Linked DNA regions of Homo sapiens: all the other regions are linked to region 1. Evidence: chromatin loops called from intact Hi-C (ENCODE). Cell type or tissue: natural killer cell. All regions are shown on one strand.

Region 1 (8,000 bases):
ATTGGCTTAGTTTAAGAGCAAACTTAGTCTGCTGAAGTCATCCGTTCCTGTCAAGCTTCTCGCTGCTCTGCTCTGTACCTCACAGTAAGTAGGATAACTAGGGTTGTCCTCTTACAACAGCGAGAGTCTAATTCTTGTATCTATCACTTGCTCAATTCATTAGAATGGTCTAAGTGCAAAATCACAATCTAGACTTTTCCCTCGCTTTCACATCTGCCACATGACATATCCTGAGATCTTCAATTTATAATCCCTCGGTAAGACAAAAAAATCTGAATTTGAATATATTTCTAGCCTTATTACTTTACAGATATTACAAAAGACAATACAAGCTTTTTAGAGCAGGCTGATGCTACTTAAAGGTACTGTCCTAAAACAGACTCAGATTAGTGTAATGGATGTTGCTAGGGGATAGGAGCTGGGGAAAAGGGGAGATGTTTGGTCAAAGAGTGCAAACTTTCAGATAAGATGAGTATGTTCTGGGGATCTAATGTGTAGCATGGTGAATATGGTTAATATGGTCTAATGTGTAGCATGGTGAATATGGTTAATATGGTTAATAACACTGCACAGTCTACTTGAAAGAGAGTAGTTCTTAAGTGTTCTCACCACAAAAAAAAAAGGTTGACTCTTAGGTGACAGATGTGTTAACTAATTTGACTGTGGTAATCATTTCATCACATATACATATGTCAAGTAATCTCACTGTATATCTCAAATATATACAATTTTATTTGTCATTTTAGCTCAAAACTAGGGGAAAATAAAAAAATAAAATGGACTCAAATCTTGCTTATAAAAACTGAAAAAAATTGTTCTTCAGTGTGTTTGTAAGCAGATTTGGTAACTAAAGAAGGTTTCTAAATTATGCTTCAGTGTAAAATAAGCAGCTAAAATTAAGAAAGTCCCTTTGAAATCACTGAAAATAGCAGAGTCATTTGCCATATCCAAGTAGAACTGGAATGTAAAAAACAATTTCTGTCATATAAGCAAAAATGCATCAATGTACAAAAATGATTTTCTTTGTATCTGCCTTACAGAAGCAAGTGATTTCACTAGACACTTTAACTTTTTTTGAAAGTTAATTCAGAACTTGAATATTGTATTTGCCAAAATGATCTTGTAATAGTTCCATCAACTTCCCTCAAAAGCAGTACTGGTGCCAAAAAAGTTTATTTAATTGTTTTTAAAAAGGTACAAAGGGAGAAAATAAGGATTGTAGTGTGAAAAAAATAAAGTACAAGTCTAGCCACATTTTGAAAACATGGAAAAATATAAGATATGAAGGGTTTCTAAGAGATTCTAAGCTTCATGTGTTCATTTTAATAAATAATACCTTTCTCTATATGCCCAGGAGCAGGAAAGCTTTGGCATGCTTCTCAATTTGTAATCATTAATTCTAACCAAATTATAACAAGAAGTTTAAATTATTTCAACTAATAGATTCATAATTCAAATGGATTATGTACAATATATGTAAAAAAAAGAAAGCTCAGAAAAGTCCTCTGAAGGAATGAGCAGAAGATGATAGACGATTCTTGCATGTCTAACCAAAGGACCACTTAAAGAGACAGATCATCACCACAACACAGTCACAGTTCCTGTGCCATCCTGTGTGTAATCTAAGAGCACAAATTTCCAAGAGCTTGTCTCACTTGTATTTTCCTCCTAACTAAATATAAGAGGTTGTTAGACTCTGGATAATCCACAGGTAGCTGAAATTTATTTAAACAGAGTATAACATTTTCTTTCTCTCTCCATCATCACACAAACTACCACCTCCTCAAGTTTTCCTGGGGTCACCATGCTGGAGGTATTTGTATGTCCTATCAGTGATGCCTATGTCAAAACTATTTTTCTTTTAGAAAGCCTCTTGGATCCATCCCTGCTTAAACTATCCTCTGTCTACTCTTCCTTCTATAAAACAATTTTAACTACCATCAAATGAGTGTCAATACGTTATTTCTCTCATATCAGTTGTAATGTTTCATGCCATTCCATGCTGCTGAAATATCCTTACATCTTTATCTTTATAGCTCTTATATCTTACCTCTTCAAATCCAAAAGCTGATTCAGCTTTCTTAACTAACTCCTATCTGATTAGTCAGGTCATCAAACTTTAGCTTTCCGTCCCACATTCTACTCCAAACAACCTCTTGCATTTTCTGAATGTTAATGCCTTCAGTACAACACAACTTCATATTTAGTTAGAAAGTCTAAGTATGCTTTATGTTCTCAAGTAGACTTTTGTCATTTGTTAAGTGGTCACTGAATCCTAAGGAATATTTGAATCTTTTCAGTCCCTTGCAAATGTTTGTATGCATATAAAAGAGAAGGGGATAATATTGTAAAGCCCATTTCAGTGGCCACTTCCTACACAAAACCACTTTTCATTTCATCTTTCCCTCTAAAGAAACCTCACTGTCCCTTGACTACACCATCTTTTATGGGATCAATCACATCTGGCCTTAGAGTGAAGGAGGAAGCAAACATACTTCTGGACTCAAAAGAATGGTCTACCAGTTACCATGCTAGGAACTTGAACAAGCATGCACTCCATGGAGTGGGACCTCACTCCATGCCCTAATTTCCTCTTTTGCAAAATAGTAACAATGCTTTTCAGTTGTTTTAAGACTATGAAGTGTAAAAATTCTCTTTAAATGTTTAGAAAAACTAAAATCAGTTTTCTTTAAATCTGTGTTCCAGAAAAAAGTTTGAAAGATCACATATTTCACAAAGAAAGGCTCAAAAAGAAAGGAATTATATTTCCCACATATTTTATTTTGACAATTGATAAATTTAAAAAAATACAGACATAGTTCTGCTCAGGAACAACAGAAGAGACCAAATTTTGGTCATAAAGCTGTTGCTGCACACAGGTGTGTAAGAGGCACAAACAGCTATCCATCTTGGATATAAACGTGATTTCGAGAAGAAAAACACCACCTAATGGCTGCATCCTCCTACCCCAGAGGAGGAGAATATTGAGTTCGATAGAGGCCACTCCTGAGGAAGCATTTACAAGGGCGATGCCCCAAAGCTAACAATGACACTCTGCTTACTCTATCTGCAGTTTATCAAACATACAGGACCCAACAATCCTTACGAAGCTTGCCAAACAACGGAACTAATACACATTAGGTAACAGCATGAAAGTCCCTAACTTGGCATTAACAGCACAAAATGGATAGTAACCCAGGAGAGCATGCTGGATGACATGACCCAAATCAAAAGATGATGCTTTCCTTGGAAAGATAAAATGGAAAAACCAGCCAACTAACCAATAAAGGATTGCATTTTTTCTCAATTCTGAGATAAACAAAACAAAGATATAAATAAGCAGATAAGCTGATTAATAAGATTTACATCCACTCAACTTATACCTCAATTTGTAACTTCAACATTTTTTTATACATAAGAAAGTATGCCTTGGTCGAAGTACTGACAGCTTTGGTTTAAAGTAACACTGGCAGAATGAAAACACTCTCCAGATTTTTCTCCTGTTGGGACAAAGATACACATCATCTTGGGTATGGTAAAGAAAATATAACTAGTAGAATTAGGGTACGAAGACTATTTTTGTAACTAAAAGTCACCCATTCTAAAAGTTGTTTGGAAACCTCCCGAAAAAGAAAGTAAAAAGTAAATTCTGTAAAAATTCTAACAGAATACACTAGCCTTTAGAGAAAATAATAAGAAATAAATTTTACACATATTACAAAATTCTTTTAAAAAAACTGAAAAGATTCCATTGGTATATATTTCTAAAAGTCTGTGTTACATTCAAACACAAACAAGTTAAAGACCTTCACTTTAATTGGGGTGCTTCTTTCTTTAATAATGACTACAATTAATAACATATTTCCAAATTTTCTCAGAAAATCTAGTATTCTAACCTGTAAGATTAAATGTTATTACAAAATAGAGAAATTCAAAAGGTTGATATGCTTTTGCTTTTTGTATTTAGGTTTTCTTGTATAGGATAAATATGACTTCAGTGCTCACCACAAAATAGCTAAGATAACTCAAAGTTAATTAGAGCAATTATTATTTACTGAGTACCTACTAAAAGCAAAAAAACTGAAATATGTACAAAGATTTCAAGGCTAGTCTATAGCCCTTTTGACAAATAGGCTAACAAACAAAATTTACTTTTAAGCACACTTTCATGCTGTCCTTCTGTGAACTAAATAACCAATTAAGACAATTCAGTTTGGCATTTATCATATTACTGCTCTTGTTGAGACAAAGGTACACACTATCTCCACCTTGGAAAGGAAAGCATGACATCTAGTGGAACTCGGGTAATTATCTTACTTTTCCATACAAAGGTCCAATGTAGCACTAAACACAAATACTTCTCTTGAATCTAGGGAAAAAAAGACTTAAAACTGTAGCAAAAAGTATCAGTCTTTTGAGAAACTAGGAGATAGATTAAACATAATCTTTACATTATAATGTCTGTATAATTATTATTCTCATATTATTTTTGTTCCTGGAAACAGGTGTATCAAATCTTTCCCTTCCTGATATGTTGTATAATACACTAATTATTTCAAAAACACTTTAAAATTAAAAGTAACATTTCCCAGTTGAGAATAAATGATTCTGTATGTTTGTAAATAACTGAAACCTAGTATCAATCATTCCTTATAAATACTCAGTGTTTCAAACTTTTCTGCAAAAAAAGCAACTAATGCATGAATGAAAGGGGAAGGAAAGAAGGCATGCAAACAGGCATATATAAATTTCAGGTATTCCAGATAAACTTCTATGTGATGCAAGTATTTAGAAGTGTGTTTAAAGCTGTCAGCACCACACTAGAATCATTTGAATGTTCTTCATATTGCCCTGCCCTTAAGCACAATTTCAGGGTAATCAACCATTTTTAACATGTAGGATTTGTTCTCTTCTAATACTAACGAAAAACATATTTTCACACTTTCGTACTATCAAAAAAGGTAGGAAAGAGAGGTTGAAAATTCTCAACTAAAGGGATATTCAGTGTAGCTATACCGTAGCAAGACACACCCTGGTTCAAACTCCAGTTCTGCTACCTATAGCACTAATGATCACAAAGTTACTTTACTTCAGAGTGGCTTGCGCACACAGAAAAGCAAGATAAGTATCTATAATGTATGACTGATGTGCAGCTTGAATACAATAATTTAGCAAAATTCTGCAGAAAGCACTTCGAATAAATCATAGCTGTTATAACCTTACACTTTGTATTCTTAACTCTCCCACTAGGCAAACTCAAATTTTTTCAGAGATTCAAAATAAAGGACTTATGCATTCTTTGCAAGTACCGTTGTTTCTGAGGTGGAGAGAGAACTTGGATCTCGATCCTGACTTGTCCTAGATGGAGCCCTCCAAAACTTGAATGAGTCATCTAAACCTGCAACAACGAGAAAATTGTTAACATGGACACCCTCCTAGGAACTGTAACAATTAATTAAAAGGGTACGCATTACAGGAAACCAATTCAAAACTAAAGAAAGGAAAAAACTTATATGGATCTGGCTTCTGAGATAGACCACTATTTAAAAAAAAAAAAATCTAAGGAGAGTTTTTTTTTAATGTGCATAAGAATCACTGAGAGCTTGCTAAAGCAGCTGCTTCAGCCCCAGCCCCAGAGGCTCCAATACCCCAGGTCAGAGTGGAAGCCCTGAGTGTTCACTTCTAACAAGTTCACAGAAGATGCCAATGCTGTTAGTTTAAGGGCCATGCTCTAAGTAACTGATCCAGAGAAATCTAAACAATTAAGTGAGTCACTTTTCTAAGAGGGATATTTAAAATGTTCAAAACTTCATCAAATCTCATTTTCTTGATTCTTCCAAGAAGTAAACAGAAAAGTGAATCACACATTCACACTTAATAATTCGGGGATAAAGGAACTTCATGTCTTCAACTTACTCTTAAATGGCTCAAAAAGAGTATATATAGATCATACATATCCGTTTATTTATACACACATACACACACATGTGGCAAGATGTAAATACTGTAAAATGTTAACATTTGAGAATTCTTTTGTACTATTCCTGAAGCTTTTCTGTAAGTTTGAAACTATGGCAAGATTCTAAAAAATTATTATAAAAATGAATTTAAAAATAAAAGCTATTTATATTATTAAATTACTATTTATTACAAGATATAATTATTTTTATGTGCTCAGATCTTATACTTAGCAAATCTACAAGAACCTACAAACAAAAGGAATAAAAAGGTTTCAGGAAAATATTGTGACAAATAAGTAACATACTAAAATAAATAACTTTTTGATACATGAGCAAAATGAATTAGAAAATATAGTGGGAAAAAGTCTCATTCACAAGAAGGATAAAAAAACTGTACATTGCCTAGAAGTGAAAGTTCCAAAAAAGTTTGAGACGTTAACAGAGAAAGAAACTATAAAACTGTACTGATGGGCATAACTTATAAAGTATTAATAAGATGTCAAAAATAATTTCCATGAAGAATTTATAACATAGAAAAATGCTTGCAGAATATTTAGTGAAAGAAGGAAATACAAAAATGTACACAAGATATGAACATAATTACATAAAACAAACAAAGGCTATACAGAGAAAGAAGACGGGAAGAAAATACATCTCTCTGGGTGGTAGAACTGGAAATGAATGTTTTCCCTGTATACTTTCATTTTTCAAATTTTTAAAACAAATATATGTATTTTTAACAGTTTTTACAAGTTACATATTACAAAAATAAAAATACAAAGATATCGTACTTACCATTTAAATCATTGCTTTCTGAATTTCTATCAAAAGCAGAAAAATTCAAATCAAACATACACCGTCCTAGGTAACAATGCTTTACCATCTGATTCAAATGTTCATAAAAATGGCAGTGATATAAAAGAGCCTGAAGGGCAGGTTTTCCAATGAGCGATAGGCCAGAGTCCTCATCATGAACACAGGGACCCTGTAGGAAGAGAGGGAAAGAAGGAGGAGACACTGATTTATCCAACAATTTCCTTAAAAAGATCCATTGTCTCCTCTCGAGGAAACAAATGGGTCCCAGATGCTCCCATCTCCTTCCACTCTGCTTTTGTCCTTACACAGTTATAGCAGCCTGACCTAGGACAAATTATTCCATAATACTCTAGGTCTTTGCTGCCTAAACACCCCCGTGAAGGGACAAAGCTGATCTTTCTCTTGAGGGGCCATTTCATTTAAAATGTTTCTATGGAATGATCAGCTTTAACCAAGAAATCATATACTTGCACCAAAAACACAATAAAAGCAGTATTTTTCAACCTACATATAATAGTAAAATAATAGGTGTTAAAATATATGAAATAAGGTGGTCCATATATTATGTTCAGAATTATTTTTTATACCTATCACTAAGCCAGGTAAAATGAAAAGGTCCATCAATATCCATATGGCAAAATCTGTCACATTACTTCCCACTGAATTAATCCTGACAAGGAAAAAAAACACACACATGTATACATACACACACATGAACTGCCACCAGGAGGCTGAAAAGAATCTGCTATTACACAATTTTTCTCTTTGCATTTTTCCCAAACAATTTTTTGCATTGTGACTTACTACTTTTCCTGGAGTATCTAATAGCAAAAAGCAAGCAATGAGGATTGGTTTGAAGTTTGCAAATAATCCTACCATTAGTTTATAAATATTTCTATTTTCTGGGAAATGATAATAAAGTTAAGATTTCAAAACAGGCCATAAGAGAGAGAAAAATAAAAGATAGCAAACAGAAATCTAAGAGCCAACAGGAAAGATACGTTCAAAACATATTGCAAGTTGACCTTTAACCATAAGATTTGTATGTGTGTCTGTTCTCTCACCCTCCCCATCACCAAAAGAAGATGGATATTTTAACTTACTCTTCAGGAAGACAAAGGAATTCACAAGTTAAAGGCACGATTACACTAACAAGGTTATTTCTATTAACACTTCTTTTTAAGGACATTTATATACATCATTATAATTAAACCTCTTCAATAT
Region 2 (8,000 bases), 120 kb before region 1:
AAACGTTCAAGTGCACACAGGAGATTCAAGGAGGAAGTCTATGAAGATCCAGACTATGTAAAATTCCGCACATAATAAGCTATCAATAAATAGCAAAAAATCAACATATTTACAGAGCATAGGGCCCAACTCCTTCATCCTTCTGAAGTTCTTACAATCCATTATACAAACTAGGATTTCTAGATTCCAAGTCTTTTTTTTTTTTTTTTTACTATTTAATGTATTTTCAACTCCCCCTTTACAGTATACAAAAGTACAATATTTGCAATCCCAGTATGTTGTTACTGAAGTACATAAGAAAATTTCAAGCACACCTAAGGTTAATTTTGAAATACAACTAATATTTTTTAAACTCACTATCATTCTTAGTTTAAAAAAGTGAAGCTCTCAAACTCTCAAAATAGGGTAGAATGCCCTCACTAGCCCATTGCATCAATCTGCTCTTTAAAATACAAATAATCAAAACAAGAGCAATGGATCATGGCTAAGGATACCATCATGAAGAATTCAAACTAGACGGACAGCCGGTATTCCTTCCTCTGACTGAAAACTGACTGAAAATCTCCACATTGTATTTTTTTAAGCCCCATGAAGGTGACAGCTCTCTTTTCCTAACCTCAAAAACTAGCAGTAATGACAAATCTGGATGAAAACAACAGGAAATATTCCGAAGACTATTCATATGTGATGTTAAAAATCCTACCTTTGCATAACAACCATCATTTAGTTCTCTACAGGTTAGCTCCATCCTCTATCCTGAAAGGTTGAGCTGTTTTCAATTGGTTGTCCTGTGACAGAAACCAAAACAGCTAATTTGGAACCCAAACTTTAAAGGCATACCACACAAGGCAGCAGTGGGGAGTGCATCCTGTTCTAGCTTTGGTGGCTCAGGCCTTGTTTCCAATGGCTCAGTCTATGTTAAAAGCTTTGCCAATCTTCTACTTCGCCTGCCTGACTGATTTATAGCAAACTACACAGTAAAAACTTCCAAGCAGGATTTAACAGGTGTCTACATACAACAGCAAATGAGGACTTGTATGGTGAAACAGAGTCTTTAATAAATAAACATTTAACTAAAGAAACATTGTAAATTGACACTCTATAAGCCTCAGCTATATACACAAAATTAGTCTTCACCCTAGCTACACCTAAAGAGAAAGGGAAAACTAAATATATGAAGATGTTTCTTATCTCCTGACCATTTGATATTCCTCATATAATTCTGTACTTGTTCTTTTAGAGCACAGATCCCTTAAAAATAAAGCACTATTATGTCAGATGTCATAAAATGTTCTTCTCTGTACAGCCATGAGTATAATTTGAGAGACACCACACAAGAAACACACAGTTCCAAAAATATTCCCTGCTTTAGATTGTCACTAATATCTGAAAATTTCATTATTAGTCCTTTTGGATCACAAGCATAGGAAATAATAAGATGTATCATTCTCTGACTACCATGGACCAAGTTCTTTAAATATATCGTCCCTCAGCCATTCAACAAGTAGAATGGCACTACCAACCCCATTTCCTCTTCAGGAACCTGAGATTCAGAGGGATCGAGCAACTAACACCAGGTTGATGGAAAGTGATGACTATAAACCCAAGTGTTTCCAATATACTACAACCAGTTCATGTAGTCATCACTAGAAAGACAAAACCACAATCTCTGGTAGATAAAGCAAAAAACACTCCAAGGGATCATTGGGTTCTTTCTGACACCACAGCTCACAATTTATGAAGAAAGTGTCCTCTCTAGCTAAACCTGGATGAGGTGAAAGATAGAGCCAGGGCCAAGCTTGGTGGTTCATGCCAGTAATCCTGGCACTCTGGGAGGCCGAGGCAGTTGGATCACTTGAACTCAGGAGTCCAAGACCAGCCTGGGCAACATGTTGAAACCTCATCTCTACAAAAAATACAACAATCAGCCTGGCATGGTGTATTAGTCCGTTTTCACCCTGCTGATGAAGATATTCCCAAGACTGGGCAATTTACAAAAGAAAGAGGTTTAATTGGACTTACAGCACCACATGTCTGGGGAAGCCTCACAATCAAGGTGGAAGGCAAGGAGAAGTCACGTCTTACATGGATGGCAGCAGGCAAACAGAGAGAGCTAGTGCAGGGGAACTCCTCTTTTTTAAACCATCAGATCTCATGAGACTTATGCACTATCATGAGGACAGCATGGGAAAGACTTGCCCGCACGATTCAATTACCTCCCACCAGGTCCCTCCCACAACACATGGGAATTCAAACCATATCACGTGGCGGTGCACACCTGTAGTCCCAGCTACTTGCGGGGCTGAGGTAGGAGAATCGCTTGAGCCCAGGAGCTGGAGGTTGCAGTGAGCCAAGATCATGCTACTGTACTCCAGCCTGGTGACAGAGCAAGACTCCATCAAAAAAAAAAAAAAAAAAAAAAAAAAAAGAAGGAAGAAGAAAGAAAGACAGGAAAGAAAGGAAAGAAAAGAAAGAAAGAGAGAGAGAGAAAGAAAGAAAGAGAAAAAGAAAGAAAGAAAACAAACTTAGATTTGGTACTGTAGGAAGAACCTTGAACACACAGGGGTTGATGTGGGTGCTGGAGTGTCCAGCAGAAGGGAATGGTGCTATGTCACTGTGATAAAACCCTGAAAGGATCCTGAACCCATGTGTTGCCAACATCAGTTTAATCAAGGCTCAGGTTATCATTAAGACAACAAAAAACCTGTGCTTTCTTCTACTACATTCAAATTTGAAAGGCACTTCTACTCGGACACAACAGCACAGTCAGAAAAATGAAACAGACTCCCAAGATTGCTCCTTCAAAGCAGTAACATCAAAGCATCTAGAAATGGAATTGGAGAATGCCACAGAAATACGAGAAGACATTCTATAGCTTCTACTTGGGCTTTATAGAAATAAATGTTGTAAGTGGATAAAAAGGGATTTAAAAAAAAAAAAAACTTGCCCTTACCTGACTGAACCACCTGTATCACCTTCTGCCAAGTTCCCTGTGGGTAAGTGTAAAGAGAGCAGGAATAGTAGCCAACATCATCTTCAGAGGCATTCCGAAAGAAAAGAGTCATGTTATTGGAAGCCATCGTTGAATTCAAAAAGTAAACCCTCTCAGCATAGGGCTTCCTTATGACCATGCCATGAGTAGGGCTGAAAATGGCTATGGAATCCTGCTGGGTCCCGATCTTGAACCACTCCACCTGTGTTAAGATGCCCATTGATGGATACACACATTCTAGAGACATGTTCTCGGCAAAGGGAACTGATGTATGCCAAAGCACCTCTTCACATAGAGCTGAAATATACAACATCACATTAATTGTTAGCCTTGATGATGGAAACACCAAATCAATATCTTAAGCTTTTGAAGACCTAGTGCATTGAGATCACAGTAAAGGCTGACAGTTTCTGCCTTTGTCTAAAAAGGCGTCCTGCTGATAATTGGAAAATGTAACTTTTAGTTTTTCTGAACAAGTGAGAAATTATCCTAGCCAACTAAAGAGCACTGTAAATTCTGAATATGCCACACTGTACAAACAAAAACAGGAGCAAAACTTTTAAATGAAAATATAAAGATCATCTTTACCTCTGTATACATGAAGAAGAGCCAAAAGTAAAGTAGGATAATCCATCTCTGGAAACTGTTTGAAAGGCTGGTTCTATTAAAAAAAAAAATTGCTTTTTATAATGTGACATGCAGATCCCCAGCACAATGCAGTTTCCTTCCTCTCAGATGTTATCAGTCGTGTCTTCTTTTTCTGAAGTATGAACACAGGAAAAAGGCCTTAGCTTAAAAGACAGGTTTGCTCCTTTATGAGGATGGGCAGATTTGAGTTTCTTCTCTCTCGGGGAACCAGTCGGCTTATTTTCGGGCTTTCATTTTCTACAAGGAGTCATTCATTCAACAAACATGTGCTGCATGCATTCTCTGTGCCTAACTCAGCTGTAGGCAATGAGGATACAATAATACAAAAAAAAAAAAATATTGCCATGATAGAACTTACATTCTATGTGGAGGAGGCAGAAACTAAAATAAAGATGTAAAAATATAAATAATAAGTGAAAGGTGGTGCATGCATGGAGCAGAGAAGTCCTCACTGAGAGCATAAGATGAGGCAGAGGCTGAAGTGGGCGGAGGGAGCCTACGCCCAGCGCTGACAGCCCATCCTGTGGCCTTCCTTTCACCTCTTCCTCCTTGCTGATCTCAGACATTTGCTTTGATGAGGACCAAAAAACAGATCAAAAGCCCATCAGATACAAAAGTATGCTGGCCCAGGGCATATGCAGATCTACCATTATGAGAGATTTAACTTCTGATTTTGAAATAATTATAGAGTCACAGTAAGTCACAAAGAGAGTACAGACAGGTCCCTGTCCCCAGGTTCTGTCAGGGGTCATATCTTACATAATTATAGTACAATATCAAAACAGGATTCATTTTTCAGGTTCATCATTGCTCTCTTCTTTCTCTTATAAAATACAAGTTCCAATTCTTAAGAACTTGTTAGGTACAAGTTCCAATTCTTAAGAACTTGTTAGGAACATATCAGCATGTTAGTATAAAAAGTATACCCCTACAAAAAGAGGAATTGTATAAATGCATTTGACCCTGGTAAGACTGTCAAAATAGAAGATGAGTAAAAATTGGGAAAAGTAGGAGCAGAAACCACTGAAGACAATTTTATCTAATGCCGACCCTGAACTTTGTTTGTGACTCAGTCTCAAAGTGTATCAGCAAGTGTCGACTACTCAGCATGAATATCTAATGTGGGAACTTTCTCAGGGAACATAAAATCAACAATGCAATGATAATCAGAACAAAATTGTAATGTGTACATATAATCAAGCATGGTGTCACCTTGTGTTTATATGGCATTATATTTTCTAAAAGTTTTCACATCTATGATATTATTTGTGCCTCTAGTTGTTTTGTGATGTAGTCAAAAGAGGCATCTGTTATCTCTGTTTTGTAAATAAGTCAACCCAACAATTCCTCCAAATTGTACTGAGTTATGCTGGGTCCTCTGCTTAGTCCCTTGGAAATACAATCATAAAGAGGACACATCTCTGCTCTCAGGTTATGCATAATATAGTGGGTCATATTAATTTTAAAAGCAATTTATTGTAGCAAAACATGATCATCTCTATACAAGTCATTTGCTAAGTTTTATGAAAGCCAGAGAGAACAAATCATTCTAATAGATTGTGGAAAAGGTTTTATAGAAAAAGTGGGGGGAAAACAGAGGCGTGACAATGCGGGTGTTTCAGGAAATGGTGTGACTACAGTCTAGTGGGTGGGGAAGTGACCGAAAATGAGACTGAGTCTGGACTGAAAAGTGACCTGAGTGACACACATAAAGGAACTGAAACGTAGCAATCAGAAACCGCGGCGTCATGCTAACTTCTGTAACTCCAGCACCCAGCACAATTCCTCAGGCAAAGCAGGCTCTCAGTAACGCCTGTGACGTTAACACATTCCTGAGAGGAACATGGAGCCGCCGAGGAGCTGATGGAGAAAGCGGTGCACACAACTTCGCGTTTTGGAAAGATAATCTTGGTCACTGTACAGAACAAACTGGAGTGGCAAGGACATGGAAGACCTCCATCAGAATTGGAAAAATTAATTTCATCTATTATGTCCTATTATGTCCTAATGACAAGATTTTCCCCTGACAGGCACCAGCAAAAATCAAACTACAAATGCCGGGCTAAACCAAGTCCAGAGAATTCCTGAGGTCCTGAGGACAGGGTCCCCCTAAGTACTCCTCCTGCATTCATATCTTCTGTCTCAGGCCTGTGTCCCTTCACACACACACACACACACGGATACATGCACACACTGACACACTCACGTGCTCAAATGCATGAACCCACACATGCTGTCTCCCAAACATGCATGCACTCACACACACATGCAGTCTCACATATGCACCCACACATGCTCTAACACACATTCACACACACAACATGCACCCACATACACATGCACCCACACACACATGCTCACAGTCTCAGACACACAATCACATGCATGTGCACACATACTCTCACATCCACGCACACTCACACTCATGCACTTACACGTTATCACTCACATATGCACACTGTCTCACTCTATCTCAATCACATGCATGTGCACATATACTCTCAAACACACATCCACACACACGCATGCACTTACACATGCTCTCACACTCACATATGCACACATTCACACTTTGTTTCTCACACTCTCTCACACACACAATCACATGCAGGTGCACACATACTCTCAAACACGTATACATGCACTCACACACATGCACACACGCATGCACTTATACATGTTCTCACACATGCTCACATATGCACACACAATCTCACACAATCACATGCATCTGCACGTACTCTCAAACACACTCGTACATGCATACACTCACATGCACGCACACATGCATGCGTTTACACATGCTCACACACATTTGCACACACTCTCACACACTCTGTCTCTCTCTCTCTCTCACACACATACTGCATCTGGCGTGATCTCAAAACAGAGTGTACGGCCAAAGTCTAACATACCACCTGCTCTTTTACAGAAAAACTTTTTCATGCCCCCAGTCTAGTTGGAAAGACAGACATCAGACGAACATACAAATAAATGCACAGTTATGAAGTGCATGTCACGTTATGAAAAGGAAGCAACACACACAGGCATGGGAGAGAATGGCTGGGGCTGCAGCCAAGCAGAGGCTGTGTCAGGTTGGTGGTCGGGAAAGGCTCTCGGGCAGTGAAGTGTGTTCTGGAATCTGCAGAAGCAGGAGGCTGTGGCCACATGCAGGGTGTGGCCAGGTGTGTGAACGAGCAGTCCAGGTGGATAGGAGAGCAGGTGCACAAAGTCAGAGACTTTGTGGAAGTTTTTCAATCATTGTAGCTGGATACATTGAGGGGAGATGGAAACAGAAAGATGTAGAGATGAGTGGGGTGGGAGTACATTTGCCTTATATACTTCCTGGTACAATTCTAAGAGCGATTGGAGATTGTTAAGCACCAGAATGATATAATCAGATTTCAATTATTAGAAAGATAACTGACCATCACCCATTTCACTTTCCTCACTCCTAGCAGTACTGTACCTGAGTTTGAGTATCCACCCCTTTCCACACGCCACAGAGATATTATGACAAATAGAAGCTATTGTACTGAAAACTATGATTTTGTGTGTGTGTGTGTGTGTGTGTGTGTGTGTGTGTGTGTGTGTAGAGGTGGGGACGTGCTATGTTGTCCAGGCTGATCTCAAACTCCTGGTCTCAAGTGACCCTCCCACTTCAGCCTCCTGGGTAGCTGGGACCCAGCTGAGCCACCACACTCAGCTAATTTTTTAAAATTATTTTTTTTTTGGAGACAGGGTCTTGCTACATTGCCAAGGCTTGCTTGGAGCTTCTGGACTCATGTAATTTTGCACTTGTACATGTTGGCCTCCTAAAGTGTTGGGAGTACGGGCATGATCCACCATGCCCAGCCTGAAAACTATGATTGATTTGAGGGGTCAGAGAAGCCAACTATGGCCTGAGTTGGCCCATCAGAGTGAAGGAAGTTATTCACATTCCATGCCAGAAAAACAGCATGGAATGTGAACAATTTCTCTTCTCTCCATCCTTGTTTCTATCTTTATCTCCTCTCATTATGCATGAACAAGAATGCTGTCCTGGTTACCACAGGCAGCCATATTGAAGGAAATCAGCCTGAGGACAAACAGGGTGGTAGAGAGAGACAGAATGAATGTGGGGCTCAGATGGCATTACTGAGCTACTGAATCCACCAACTCTGAAGTCTGAACATATTACATAGAATTGCAAGGGGTCCTGAATAGCCAAAATGGTATTAAAAAAGAAGAAAAAGCTGAAAGACTAACATTTCCCATTTCAAAACTGTAGTACACAGCTACAGTAATCAAAACAGTGTGGGTATTGGCATATACATAGACAAATAGACCAAGGAAATTGAAATGATGATCAAAACAGATG
Region 3 (8,000 bases), 180 kb before region 1:
ATCAGTCAGGTTTCTGTACACAAACAGCAAACTATCCAAAAAAGGAATTAAAACAAAATCCCATCCCCAATAACAATAAAAGGAATAAAGTATTTAAGAATAAACTTAACCAAAAATGTTAAAGACTTGCACACTGAAAATCATATAGCAACTTATTCTTTCATGATTATTGTTTTGCCATCTTTGCTCAAGAACTAATGGTAGCTTTGCTTGACAATTATATGAGATGCAGGTTTTCACTGTCATCACTTAATTTAACCTACCTCGTCCCATATTAATACATAACTTAGACTCTCCATACCAACCTAGTCATTTGACTACAGTCTCCCATGCACCATCTCCCCATTCCTCCTGCATATTTGGGGTTACTCTTCATAACCTGTTTCATGTCATTCCTCAGCTCTAATCATCAATGCCTCATTTGAACCTTGATGGTCCCGCCTGAGTGGTCTCACTGGTGGAAGACGATTATACAAGGACATGAGTAATTATACTTATCAATAGCAAACAGAAGTTTTTTCAATATTAGCCTCCTCCAGAAACTTTCTGCAAGAGCTGATTTTATTTCTTTTGCCTTCATTCTTTTTATAGCCAATAAGGTCAGTTTAAACAATAGTAGTCTGCAAATCATTTAGCTAATATTAAAATATTTGACAAATTATTTTAGTGGCACCTAAAATACTTCTCTTATGACAAATGAAAATCCAGAGGATGTTAAGGGCCAAAAATAACTGTAGTCACTGTCAATAAACAGACATTCCCCTGTGCTCCCCCCGTCCCCACTTTCCTTGCCCTTCGGTCCAGGCAAGTTTCAAATTCAGAAAAGTCAGTCTGGAATTATTTCATTCTACATTTCAGGACATAAGTGCAAAGGACAAGAGAAATGTATTTCTTTTCACTCAGCAAAGAAAGTCAGTGGTAAATGTGAGTTCAGTTCTTGCTTCTGCCATTTTCTCCTCTGTTCAAAACCAATCAAGGCCTGGATACTTGACCTGCTGGTTGGCAGGGGTCCTCTGTTGAGTGACCTGGTACTTGTCTGAAGATGAATGCAGGCAGGTAGGAGTCAGGGGAAGAGCCCCTCTCTGTGTGTGTGTCCGTGTCTGTGTGTGCATGTGTGTGTGTGTGTATGAATATGAGAGTCCTAAAAATCTCTCTTTTAGATCCAATACTATGTGCTATAAAAGAAGTCATTGAGAACTAACAAAAGTATGTACAGCAATTTATAAAATCTGCCACAATCACCTTTCCCTTGGCAGTTGAAATAAATTAAATCTGTCCCACATCTTATATCTGTCTCTCTGCTTTAATCTCCACATTGATTTTTGACCAAAGAGCCTCAAGACGTGAAATAATCAAATTGCACCAGAGAAAACACAAATGATCTGTTTTGCTTTGCATCTAAGTTTTATATTCAATCTTTCACTTATAAAAATTGAAAAAAGGAATTAAACTGAAACATACAGTCAATGGCTGTCATCTTCTGTCAATGATAACTTTTTACTAATGGATACAAGGTCCAGTTGACATTCTTTCAATCTGTCAACTGAATGTCAAAAAGCCATTTGCAACTGTTCAAAACACATGGACACTAACACTACTGACCATTACATTTAGTCATCTTCATTTCATTGGCAGAGTTTGACGCTGTTTATAATTTACATACAAAGAAATAGTTTTGTGCAAGAAACTTAGTCATCTTTGGACAGATGAATGACATTTTTATTAATTAATAAGAGTTAAATAACCATATCTCCTAAAAATCTGTTACCTTCATTTTCTCTATAATTTAAGATGTTTACAATTACTTTTTCAGCATATAATGGGCAAAATCTTATACGTGTTTGAAAATGATTCTTTATGACACTTTTCTGAATAGAACATTTTTTTCTTGCCTTGGTCTCTAATCTGTTTTCACTGTTTCTTTTTCCTGACCAGTTTCAAAAAATACTTCCATAATGCAAGGGATTTTTAGGTAAGAAGTTCTTTTTGTCTGTGTCTGAAGGAACAGAGTCAACATTTAAAATGAGGAGTCTCTGCTAATTTTTCCTCCCCCAAATATTTCACCAACCACTCATCATTTTCATTAAATTCTAAGTCCAATGTATGTCTCACCACAGTTCCTAGAGGAACAAGGGAGGCTTGATGTGGTCCAAGGTGATTGTGTATGAAAAGATGTTATTCCCTGAAAATGCTCTCCTTATTATACACAGAGCTATAGTGGAAGCTTCTGTTTATACAAGACCTTTTCTTCTTCATTTTCAACACAGGAAGAAATATCAGTTTGCAATATGAGCAAAGTCTATAAAGGGACAGCCAAAGCCTAGCAAGCGTTGGCTCTACAAGTCTAACATAAGTCAAAGGTAAATTAGCTGGCTGAAAGCATGTGGAAGGGAGAAGGGAAGGAAGAAAAGAAAAGGGAATGGAACAGAGTGAAAGAAGGAAGGAAGGGAAGGAAAGATGGAAGAGAGTGAGGGAGAAAGGGAGGGAGGGAACTGTAATACAGGCCTCTACACAGAACTCTATATGGACCTCTATATTTGTACTTCTGTAAATAAAAAAAAAATCACTTTTTCTCACAATCATACAAAGTGGATCTAGGTTTTGTGGGGGCTGGAATCTTACACAATTTAAGGATTCATTGTGACAAAAGAGACAAATGCCTAATACACAAATAGTGCAGTGCTTTGGAAGGGGCCTGCTCAAGTGGGAGGAAGGAAGGAAGGAAGGAAGGAAGGAAGGAAGGAAGGAAGGAAGGGAGGGAGGGAGGGAGGGAAGGGAGGGGAGGGGAGGGGAGGGAAGGGAAGGGAGGGGAGAGAAGGGAAGGGAGGGGAGGGGAGAGAAAGGAGGGGAGGGGAGGGGAGAGACAGGAGGGGAGGGGAGGGGAGGGGGGGGAGGGAAGGGGAGGGAGATGGGGAGGGGGAGGGCAGGGGAGGGGGAAGGTAGGGGAGGGAAGGAAGGGGAGGGGAGGAGGGGAGGGGAGGGAGGAAGGAAAGGAAGAAGGGAGAACAAAGTGAAAGGTAAAAATAAATTATTTTCTCTTCCGTGTCCCGACAGTGAGGAAGCTGGCCCAGAGGCAGAGCTGGGAGAGCCTGGGATGGCCTTCCTCTCTCTCAACTGTAATGCAGGCCTCTACACAGACCTCTATATGGGCCTCTCTATATTAGCACTTCTGTAAGTGAAAGAAATTACTTTTTCTCATACTCATGCAAAGTGGATCTAGGTTTTGCAGGTCCTGAAACACAATGAAAGGCTTCATTGTGACAAAAAAAAGACAAATGCCTAATATACAAATAGTGTGGTGCCTTGGAGGAGGCCTTGGAGGAGGTGGAAGCCCCAAAGGCCAATTTCACCAGCACAAAGATTATACTCAGTAATGGTCACCAAAGATCTAAGTCAGTGGTTCTTATAGTATGTTTGGGGGTCCCTGAGGATCCCTGTGTCCCTTTTGGGGATCTGCAAGGTCAAACCTATTTTCCTAGTAATATTAAGATGCAACATCAGTCTGTTTCTGCATCCACATCTGAAAAAGACTGAGAGAAAAAAAGGCTCCTGTCTGGCAAACTGGCAACCGCATTCTCAAACACCTGCTGAAATGCACTCAACGCAGCCCTGCTTCAGCCATATCAACCTAGCACTGTCTTGTATTGCTGGGGTATGTGGGGATTCTAACACCTTATCACCACCATCAAAAATATTCATGTAATTGGGAAGATAGGAGTTCTACAGCTGAAACCTGAAGGCTGGTAATACCATATGTTTTTCAGCCCTTTACGAATTTCTTTTTTAAGCTTCAGGATGGTGGCAGATAAGAAAATTGGAAAGATTTTTATTGCTGTATCTGATTGATGGATTCACAAGATAAAGAAACCCTCAATACTAGAATAATGGCCAACTCACCTAAATTCAGCCATTTAAAAAAATGCTGAATATGCGCATTAAATGAACATGTTTACCATAAATAAAAACAGAGACCAGCCCACGGGGCTGGCTTTTTCCATGTTTGATACCAGAAGATGTCTGGTGCTCACTCACCCTCGGCTACAGTCAATCTCATCACGAAGGTTTCGTTTTCTCCTGCGCTGGCCTGCAAGTAGCAGCGGTAAAGCCCCGAGTCTGAGACTGTGACATCGGGGATGACGATGACGCTCCACCTTCCGTGGCTGCAGTTGCTCACTATTTGTCTTGGGAACTTGGAGGTGAAATTTCTGCCATGGACCAAGTTGCAGTAAGTTAAGAGGTCGATCTGACGGGGCTGGATCTTTTCCCACCTCACTGCCTGCACAGGCCACGTCATCTGAGGCTGACAAGTGAGTGTGACATTCTTTCCAGGTTCCGAAACAATGTGGCTATTTGATGGCACAGCTGCCTCAAAACTATCTGAAAAGAAGAAGCAAATGATTAGATACAGGTTGTCAAATTTTGGGACACCCAACTGGAAGATACTTAATCATAAAAATAATTGGTGATGTTACCTAACACAGTTCTTCCGTTGTGAATGACCTCTTTATACTACTTTTTTTTTTTTTTTCCTGAGACGGAGTCTTGCTCTGTCACCCAGACTAGAGTGCAGTGGTGTGATCTCGGCTCAATGCAACCTCCACCTCCCAGGTTCACGCCATTCTCCTGCCTCAGCCTCCTGAGTAGCTGGGACTATAGGCGCCCGCCACCGCGCCCGGCTAATTTTTTGTATTTTTAGTAGAGACGGGCTTTCACCGTGTTAGCCAGGATGGTCTCAATCTCCTGACCTTGTGATCCGCCCACCTCGGCCTCCCAAAGTGCTGGGATTACAGGCATGAGCCACCGCACCCAGTTGTGAATGACACATTCTTGTAAGAGAAAGGGTTTTTTTTGTTTTTTGTTTTTTGTTTTTAAGTCCGGGAGATAAATAGAAAAGAGGATATGATTGTTCACACATAGTTCCATAAGTGTTACTTGGTTAACCATGTAGTGAGAAACACAGCCAAAACCCCTGGTGCTTTTCTTGGTATCATATCAAGAGGCTGAATTTTACAAAGAGACTGTTAGGCAATAATGCTGGGCTGGTGTCTCTGACACTGACCTACAGTATCAAATGTTCAGGTTATAATCATTCTGGCTAAGATTCTGACAGTTATGAAAAAGATACCAAATCATTCTCACTGAATATACACATGATCTCATTCTTCAGATATACAGGGTTGTCTTACACATGGGTAGAGTAGGGCCCCACATGTGGTATCAATTCTTGATACCATGAAAGTCCAGTATTCTCCCACCTTCCTCACACCATTTCTGGAATTCCTACCATAAAGTACTCAGTAATTGTCACTAAATATCTAAGTCCATGGTCCTTAGAGTGTGTTTGGGGGCCCTGGGCATCTCTGTGTCCCTTTAGGGGATATGCCAGTTCAAATCTATTTTCCTAGTGATATTGAGAGGAAATTCCCCCTCTTCACTCCAGTTCTCTCACAGGTATACAGTAGATATTTCCAGAGGCTCTGCCAGCTAGTGGTATGCATGCTTGAAAATTCTTGTGTTTTAAATTTTGCTCAATATTGATTTCTAATACAGTAAACATGACAGATATAGCGTACATAAACAAACACTCCCTGAGGGCCTTCAGTAATTTTTAAAATAGCATAAAGGGGTCTTGAGACCAAAAAGTTTGGGAACCCGATCTAAAGAATAAACTGTGGTAACTCTTTCTTAAAATTAAGATAACCCAGCAAGGTAACAAGTGGATCTATTTATTAGTGATGAACACCTTCTTTCTTCTGATGGCATCACTAATGCCAACAAATCCTGACCTGCTATTTCAGTAGAGTGAGGCCTGGGCAGTAATGATGTCACAAAACTCTCTGGCACTAAGGGAGAAATGCAAAAAGTGGGAAGTCATCTGTCACTTCAACTATGTGACAGTTTCACTCAGGACTGGCCCAGGAGCCATTGTCTTGGCATACAAACAAAAGAAAAAAGAAATAGAGAAAGAGAGAAAGGAAGGAGGGAAGGAGAAAAAGAAGAGAGAAAAAGAAAAAAGGAGGGAGGAAGAAAAAAGGAAGGAAAGGAGACAGAGAAACAAAAGAGATGTCACATTTCGAAAGAGAGAATGAAAGCAAGTCTAAAGTGCAGTAAGATTTGCCATCTATTGAACTAGAATATCATGGCTACGATAGTTTCAGCCGCACCAAAAACTAGCTTCTCATCTTCAGCATGCGGTTCCATGTGTCAAAATGTTGTAAAAAGAAAACCACAGCACTCCAGCTTTCTCCTCTGTACAACCGTTTACCAAAGGTAGCACTTTACCCACATAACACACACCCGGAAAACATTTCGTCTCTAAGTAATAAAGCAACACAAGAAAAGGGGAAGAAAGAAAAGCAAAGGAAGAAAATTCATTAAAAAAGGGAAAAAAGGAAATAAAAGCTTAAAAGAAACAAAAGGAAAATTAAAATAAAAATTAAAACAGGGAAAGGAAGACGTGAGAAAAGAAGGAAATGCGTGACAACATAAAATCAGATGCTAGCACACCATGTGGAGAAATGAAAGAACATAAAAGAAATGAAAAAAAGGAGGAGAAATCGACTTTCATGTGAGCCCTTCTGGTCCCTGGGAAGTAAGAGGCAGCGTGAATGCGTGTCCTCAGTGCTCACACGCACAACTGTTTTGTGTTTTTCTTCTTCTTCTCTCTGGATGCCGCCCCGTCCAATCTCAGGAGTTTCCTTTGTCTGCCTATCTAACCAAAACCATGCTGTCAGGCCCCCGTGAACCTGCCGACTCAGGTAGAAACAGGGGTCTACTCATAGCCGTGTCTGCATTTTCACAAAGGACAATGCAGGAAGCAATGGGGAAAATCCTAGAGGGGATGCAGCTGTCTTTGGGGAGCAAAGTGCAGGGAGGTTACAGCAGAGGCTCCATGTGAGGACCTAGACCCGCCTCTCAATAGACTCAGCCTGGAGGTGAAAGAAGTGGTTCCCAACCCTAGAGCCAGGTGGTTCAGAAGCTCAGAGTAGCCCCTGATTAACCTTTCCTGACAAACAGAGTAACTGATTGGTGTTAGATGAAAATCAAGACCTATTACGAGGTCGGCCAAACCTGCCTTGCCTCAGATATTGCTTGTGGCTTCTCAGACCACAGGCTCTTCCTGCAAAGCTCAGTGGAAGGCAGCTCAAAATGACCTTGAAAAGAACTGCCAGAAAGAGCCCACACAAACAAGAGAACCGTGGGATCCTGATGAACTTGGAATTGGAAAGTGGATTCACGTGAAACAGACCAAAATGTCGTAGTTAATTGGGAAGAAAAAAATTTGATTTCAATAAAACAAATACAAATAATGAAAACCAGCTTATACTTATATGTAGCTACGTATTAATACTTAGAATAAACATTGAATAGACTGTGTTGTTTTCCCATGATTTTTATTGCAGGATATCATGATTAAATATTCTCTATTTTGTATGTGGCTTCTCTGGCTTGACCACAAATCATCCTTGGAAATTATTTCAGTGCTTCATCACTTTTCCAACCACTGCTCATGTCCTGGGTACCCCAAACATTGCTGGGTACATCTTCACATCATGCCACTGCCCCTGCCCACTAGCGCCTCCCTGGCTACTGACCTGTCCTCCTCACCATCCTCACTGGTCAACAGTTCTGCATATGCAGTTTGAGCAGCTCTGCAAAATCCTTCACCCACTTCACAAAACCCTGAGTCATTTTACTGTCAGCTTCGTAAACCCAAGCCTCTGTATAGCTAGACCATTTTACACTGCTCTGTACTTAGCACCTAGAACCATGCTTGGCATAAAGTAGAGAAGTCAATCAATATTTTTTGGATAAAAAATTTGCCAACCTAAAGAATGGGAGGAAATATTTGCAAACTATGCATCTGACAAAGGTCTAATATCCAGCATCTATAAGGAAGTTAAGCAAATTTACAAGAGGAAAACGACCCCATTAAAAAGTGGGTAAAGGACACAAACAGACACTTCTCAAAAGAAGACATATACGTGGCCAACAAGCAT

What was found. Hi-C counts contacts between places; a loop is a spot of excess contacts. Peaks named below come from ENCODE experiments on the same cell type or tissue, not always from the same donor. Only the 100,000 strongest peaks of a DNase experiment are listed, where the experiment ranks them.
Region 2: a loop joins it to region 1, with 3 times the contacts of the local background. A loop is called at or near these places in 3 of 110 quality-filtered maps.
Region 3: it touches region 1 in a loop (7-fold over the local background); 3 of 110 quality-filtered maps call a loop at or near these places.

What each region holds. Positions count from the first base shown.
Region 1 is chr18:70,068,597-70,076,596 of GRCh38, forward strand. It overlaps RTTN (rotatin), which reads right to left. Exons shown (of 49, transcript NM_173630.4): 33 at 6,756-6,945; 34 at 5,310-5,398. Among named protein-coding and RNA genes, the nearest start is that of CD226, 120 kb to the left of the region's middle. RefSeq lists a silencer at 4,057-4,351. In natural killer cell, CTCF peaks have their summits at 4,259 and 4,473; a DNase peak (open chromatin) is centred at 4,285.
Region 2 is chr18:69,943,781-69,951,780 of GRCh38, forward strand. CD226 (CD226 molecule) reads right to left here and starts at 4,093. Exons shown (of 6, transcript NM_001303618.2): 1 at 3,581-4,093; 2 at 2,954-3,289. The coding sequence starts at 3,626. RefSeq lists enhancers at 1,673-1,802, 1,813-1,862, 2,363-2,412. In natural killer cell, no CTCF peak of the experiment used is centred here; DNase peaks (open chromatin) are centred at 871, 3,771, 4,161, 5,341 and 1 weaker place; H3K4me3 peaks cover 4,258 bases; H3K27ac peaks cover 5,684 bases.
Region 3 is chr18:69,891,669-69,899,668 of GRCh38, forward strand. CD226 (CD226 molecule) reads right to left here. Exons shown (of 6, transcript NM_001303618.2): 3 at 4,033-4,377. Among named protein-coding and RNA genes, the nearest start is that of CD226, 52 kb to the right of the region's middle. In natural killer cell, no CTCF peak of the experiment used is centred here; DNase peaks (open chromatin) are centred at 4,133, 4,943, 6,203, 6,623 and 3 weaker places; H3K4me3 peaks cover 2,388 bases; H3K27ac peaks cover 5,070 bases.